Regions from separate parts of the Homo sapiens genome. Here region 1 is linked to region 2. The links are chromatin contacts, found by Hi-C or POLR2A ChIA-PET in ENCODE. All regions are on one chromosome and are shown on one strand. The core of a region is the stretch at or near the end of the contact, and the rest is flanking DNA. Distances in the headings are between cores, read along the strand shown.

The links. A loop is a pair of places that touch in the nucleus more often than their neighbours do. ChIA-PET counts read pairs that join two places held with the same protein, here RNA polymerase II (POLR2A). Pooled maps may share reads with other maps.
Region 1: a loop to region 2 is called in a map of endothelial cell of umbilical vein, with 3 times the contacts of the local background. The contact joins two enhancer-like sites. A Hi-C loop is called at or near these places in 1 of 168 maps with a recorded cell type or tissue (endothelial cell of umbilical vein) and 6 of 50 pooled maps. POLR2A ChIA-PET finds 5 or more read pairs at or near these places in 1 of 52 experiments (activated naive CD4-positive, alpha-beta T cell).

Annotation. Positions count from the first base shown.
Region 1 is chr2:12,855,734-12,858,838 of GRCh38, reverse strand. No RefSeq gene overlaps it. Among named protein-coding and RNA genes, the nearest start is that of MIR3125, 120 kb to the right of the region's middle. RefSeq lists a cis regulatory region at 1,671-1,834. Within about 2 kb of position 1,403, at least 6 of the 41 ENCODE cell types and tissues checked have a DNase peak (open chromatin) inside an H3K27ac peak, as active enhancers do.
Region 2 is chr2:12,553,636-12,556,544 of GRCh38, reverse strand. The region is part of intron 4 of MIR3681HG (MIR3681 host gene); the gene reads right to left. Among named protein-coding and RNA genes, the nearest start is that of TRIB2, 160 kb to the left of the region's middle. Within about 2 kb of position 1,428, at least 5 of the 41 ENCODE cell types and tissues checked have a DNase peak (open chromatin) inside an H3K27ac peak, as active enhancers do.

The DNA.
Region 1 (3,105 bases), core at 154-2,653, 300 kb before region 2:
TATGACAGAGCAAAGGAAGAGAAGGACCAGGAGAGGAAAAGAGAGAATAAGAGAAAGAGAGAGATGAAAGCCAAAGTCTTTTCACAACCTAATATCAGAAGAGATATCTCATTTATTTGCTGTTTTCAGTTAATTAGAAGTGAGTCAGTAGGTCCAGTCAACTCTCAAGGAGAGAGGATTACACCATGGTGTGAATATATGAGGGTGAGGATATCGTTCAGTTTATTGTCCACAGAAAGGCCAAAGTAAACTCTTTAAAAATGGCAATCATGTTCCTCCCAGATTGAAAAGTGGATCATAACTTTCTATGGTCCTCCAATAAAACCAACACTTCCTTTTTCTGTGGTTTTAAGACATGTCATGATTAGACTTCTTGCTCACCTCTTTAGCTTACTAACTGCCCTCCACCATATCACCTTGTTTTACATTTTTATTCTTCAAACATATTTAATTCTTCCACAACTCTGGAAATTTGTCTTTGCTTCTCCTTCTGCTTGGAGAGATCATCCTCAGATGTCCCCAGAAATTACCTCCTTTCTATTAGTCAGGTCTCAATATCACTTCCTGAGAGTGACCTTTGCCAGATATCCTCAGGTTGTTACACTGCCCCTGGCCACTTCTTATCACATTACCTAATTTCATTTTCTTCACTTGCCTATTTACTTGTTTATTGTTAGGTACTTCCACTGGAATATATGCCCATTCTTGTTCAGTTTAGTGACCTGATCCCTGGAGCAGTGCCAGACACATGCTACATATACATCAAACATGCTTGAACAGTTTATGGATGGTCTGAGTCAAGGAAGAAGGCCCTGATGCTAGGCTGGGGAGGCAGGATGACGTTTTATAAGGCCATTTTTGAACCTGGGTATAATATGTTGAAAAAAAGATCTAAAGGCACCAGGAAGCAGGTGGAAGAGTGATTAGTGGGGCAAAACCTGGAGAGAGCCCGAATGCAGAGTTGGGATTGCAGGCAACAGGGGCAATGGCAGTGGGAAGGATGGGCCTTGGCATTTTTTTTAAACCATATTTTATGGAAATATTTCTATATGTTTGTGCCTGAGTATCCCTGGCAGGAATGCAAATAAATATCTACTTTCCATTTTGAATATGACAGGGTTCATGCAATTCTATTTCTAGCCAATTCTGGCTTCTTCAAAAGAGAATGGCTATGCAGACATTGTCATAAACATGGAAGGGACTTTGTCACAAAGAGTAGGCACCTTTATCCCTTTGTTTTAAAACATATGTCCCCATAATTCTCATGCATTTGATACATATTCTGTTTGCATATTTTGAATTCCCAGAAAAATTTGTTATGTCTCTTCACTATGTACTGAGTCATAAATAGTGTACTTCTATAAACACATCAGCAAGATAGAAAAAAAAGTATGAATCGTGCTCCCAATGCCTTGGCCCTGCCACTCAGTCCTCTTAGTTTCCTATGTCTCCTTAAGAGAGGCAACAGAGAAATAAAGGGAGAAAGAGAAGCGAGAGAGAAAGAGAGAGAAATTGAGAGAGAGAAAGAGGCAGGGGAAAGAAAGAGGTTGGTGTTAATTTTGATTCTCTCTCTGGAGTGGTTGTTACCCTGTAGACAAGAATTTTATCCTGGCATGGCATTTAAAACAGGAAGTTTAAGCTACATAGCTGTGGTTTTTTGGCCTAGAATTGGGCCAACCTTTCCTTCCTTTTAGTGACTCAGATCATATACTTTTTAGAGCTAGAAAGAAACCCACTTCAGCCTCAGTTACCTGATCTGAATAAGGAAGTGGTTGAACCAGATAAGGTTTAAGAAACCCAGATCATAAAAGCCTGTGATTCTAAGCATCTGCAAGCACACGTGCACACACACACACACACACACACACAATCAGCAAGGTTCTGCTTGGAAAGCCTTGTGCATGGTACACACTCAATAAACATTTGTTTATTTGATGTTGTTTGATCTTATCTAATACAGCATCATCTGCTTTCCATTTCCAAAAAGGATGTGGATTGTTCAGCTCCTTATCCTTGCTAATTAATTCAATTCCTTCTTTTCATGGACAAAATGCTATGCGTGCACAGAGGAGGGAGGTACGAGTTTAGTAGGGACAGCTAAAAAGGAAGCTCCACAGAAGAGGTGATATTTCAGTCCTGAGGCATAAGTAGAAGTTTGACAAACAAAAAGAGATGAGGAAAGGCATCTGAGGACAAGAGAACAATCTAGTACAAAAACTTGAGGTATATGGGTCTGGTATATTAGGGAATCCTGAAATGTGGGGTGACTGAAGAGATGTTCAGGAAATTAGACCATACAGACAATGGACATGTTTTGTATTTGCCCATCTGCTGTCTGTTCCCCTCTCTGCTAACATCCCTTCATCTCTCTGGGAACTTCTTCCATCCCTCTCAGGCTTGTGTGTTGGGTTAGCCTGACCCCTACCCCCGGTCTCTACAGAAAGATGTGTGTCCCAAGTCCGGCCAGCCACAGCACTGAATCCCTCCACTCTCCAGGTTTATAAATTACTCAAGTAGGACCAATCCTACTCAATGGAATCAGGATTCCCTACTAAAGCAAATGGGAAGGAAGAACTGTTGCTCTGTGGACATCGCTAAAAGGGTAGCCTGAGGCTGTAGGTGGCTATTTTGCCAATACCTGCAGTAACCCCACCTGAGAATACAGCCATCATCACATAAGCAAAGCAGAACCAAGAGAGATTCTTGGTGAAATGCTTTCATCACCTGCTTCAGATTTCTCAAAGGGAGAGCTACTGTCATTCTGGGTAAATTTTTTAAAAATCCTCCTTGGGTGGGATGTTTTGCCCACTGCCCCACCTGCACATCCTTGGCAGATGCCCTGAACGCCACCCCCCACCCAGTTGTGATAAAGCACCCTCATGTGTTTCCAAATAGCCCCTATGGAGATGGCGTTGCCACAGGGAAGAACCTGATCTGTATGCAGTCTTGCCTACCTTGGTAGTTCAAAAGTCTATTTTTTTTTTTTTCAGTTTGGTTTTGGTTTGGCAGCTTGAACTGGGTTTCTGTCACTTGCAAGTAAAATGTTCTAACTACTTCAAAGAAGTAGGGGTCAAATGGTGAGCCTTGTCTCTACTTGCATCCTTT
Region 2 (2,909 bases), core at 179-2,678:
CAGGTAGATCGTTTCTGCTATTGATTGTCTTATTTATAGCTAACAAAATGCATACATTAGTTAGGAGAGAGGAATGAAAATAGTCTGTCAATTACTTTTGTGCTCACAAACTATGCTAGACATTTCAAGTTCTTCATTCAAAATTCCATAGCATCTGTTTAAGATAGTAGCTACTTACTTCATCTCACAGGTGTGCCACTAAGGCTTAGAAAGGTGAAGCATCTCGCCAATGTCACATAGGTAGTAACTGGAAGAATCAAAGCTTAATCCAAAGTTGCTTGGCTGCAAACTTATTTTTGGGTTTTCAAATGTGCACTAAAAGCACTGGCTAGGCTGGTTGGGGAGAAACCGAAGAAGAGGAACTCATGTAGAACAGGGAAACTATTGGACCAGCCAAAGCTGCTTAACCTTTTCTGCTGTAATAAAATGTTCAAGGGTACCATGGCCTTAGTCAGCGGCATCTGAATCCACTCTTACGAAGCTGTGATTCTGTGACATGCTTGATAGACACTTATCTGAGTCTATCAATTAAAGCTTCAGCAAACTCTGTCCAGATGTATTTTCATCTATAGTTTTAAGACAAATTATTATTTAATGTCAGTCTTTTTTCCTGTAAATGTGTACACCATGCTAAGTGCTTTACATGCTTAGCATCGGTCAATCTTCACAACAGCTCTGTGCTGTGGCTTGTTATCCTCATCCAACAGATGTGAAAACCAAGGATCCTTCCAAGCTTGCACGGCCAATTTTGGTGGAACCACAATTAAGATGCAAGTTGGTTTAACTCTGAAACCTGTGTTTCTTCATGAAATTGTGCCACGATTTCATTAGGAGAAGCCCTCTTGCAGGCCCCTTTCGTATTTAACGAATAATCCATACTTCATGGTTTCTGCTGCTTTTCTTTTCCTGGAGGATTTTATTAAGAAATCCATTTGTCTTTGCACCCTGGGAGCTGCTTCCTCCTGCTGTCTGACTCAGGCTTTTCAGCCTATTTGCACCTCAAATCCCTCATTAGGGAATCCAGGCTGGGGAGAGTTCTAGGCACAGTTTAAAAGGTTTTGCTCCCCCCACCCTGCCCGCCCACCCCTTCCTATTTTTGCTTTTATTTTTAACTGCACTTCTTTCTGACAGGAACTCTGTTTGTCCTGACTTGAGTCTGATGTTATGAGTCACTGGGGAGATATAATATGCTGATTGCTGAACCAGGTTATTATTTTTTCTTTTTCTATGACTCATTCTCTTCAAAATCTCTAATTTATGATAAAAGTCAGTAAGATGTAAGCACAGAAAATGTTCCTAATGGGCTGTCTTATTAGGTTTGGGCCCACTTTGTCTAGTTTAACTCTTGAGATGAACAATGTAATTCAGTGTCCCCCTTAGAAAGATCTGGGGCCGGTGGGCCATGGCTCCTCCCACACCACTGCCAGGCAGGGCAATGAGCAGTGCTAGGGCTCCACTCATAGGAAGAGTTCAACCTGTGGACCCAGTTGAAAGAAGAGAAAGCTTCTGATGAGATACTACTAGTGCTGCCCACATATGTGCATCACAAGGACATAGAGCCATAAAAACCTATCCTGCTTTACAATGTTTCTAATGAAGGAACATTATAAGTCATCATCCCCTTAAAATGCCACCCCAAAATGGGGCAAACGCATATGCAAAATACAAACATAGCTCACAAGATGACAGTGTAAACTAAGAAAATCTACTCAGACGTAGAAAGAGATGGGGATTTTTTATGATCCACTTTGTTATGTAAACAAAGAGTCAGACTGTTAGACCAGGACAAGATTTTCAAGGTCTCATTCAATGCACGACCACTTTTCATAGCCCCTTGGACAGATGCAGCCAGTAATGGGGAGCTCCCTGTGTTCTCAACTATTTAACCATTTGAAGTTCATTGGTGAATAATTGAACACTTACCCTGTGCCCCGATGTCTCCTAGGAACCAGAGATGCAAATGTGATAATGATGTCTCTAAACTGCCCTGGTCTTAGGAGGACAAACTCCTGACTCTTCTTCAGCAACCCCCGCTGTGTCCCTTCTTAGCCTTGCCCAAGCCTGTTTAACCTGCGCCGGACCCACAGCATGAGGCTGAGGCAGCTTCTAAGCTGCTATAGATGTGGCCTTTAGTCCGCTGGGTTGCTCTTTTGTGTCAGCCTCTGCCTGGTGACACAGCTTGTCAGTGCCACTGCTTGGGATCTGCCGCAGTGCAGCAGCTGGAATGAATCACACGCCTCTTCCAATTTCAGTGGTCTTCTGTTGTTATGGACTGAGTTCTGTCCCCCTAAAATCCGCATGTGGAAGTAGTCGTAACCCAATGTGACTGTATTTAAAGATAGGGTCTTTAAGGAGATAATTAAGCTTATTTAATTTTTTATTCATGTAAGTTTACAGGATATAAGTGTAATTTTTTTGCATGTATAGATTACATAGTGGTCAAGTCAAGGCTTTTAGGGTACCCATTGCCTGAATAGCATACGCTGTACCATTAAGTAATTTCCCATCCTCTACCAATTTAATTAAGTTTAAATGCTGTCAAAAGAGTGGGAAGCTAATCCGATAAGACCTGTGTCCTTATTAAAAGAGGAAGAGACACCAGGAATGTGCAAACAAGGATGAAAGGTCACATAAGGACACAGTGAGAAGGTGACCATCTGCAAGCCAGGAAGAAGCCAACCCTGCTTCACCTTCATCTTCAACTTTTATCCTCTAGAACTATGAAAAGATTAATCAAGTCACTCAATTTGTGGTATTCTTTTCCAGCATCCCACGGGGGACTACCACACCTCTTTATCATCATTCTCTTGTCCAACAGAAACTCTTTTTGGGGAGATAAATGTCTTGGTCTTGGCCATCAGGCCAGGTTCCATCTTACTCCATCTAGCACCAAATGGACATCCATGTTG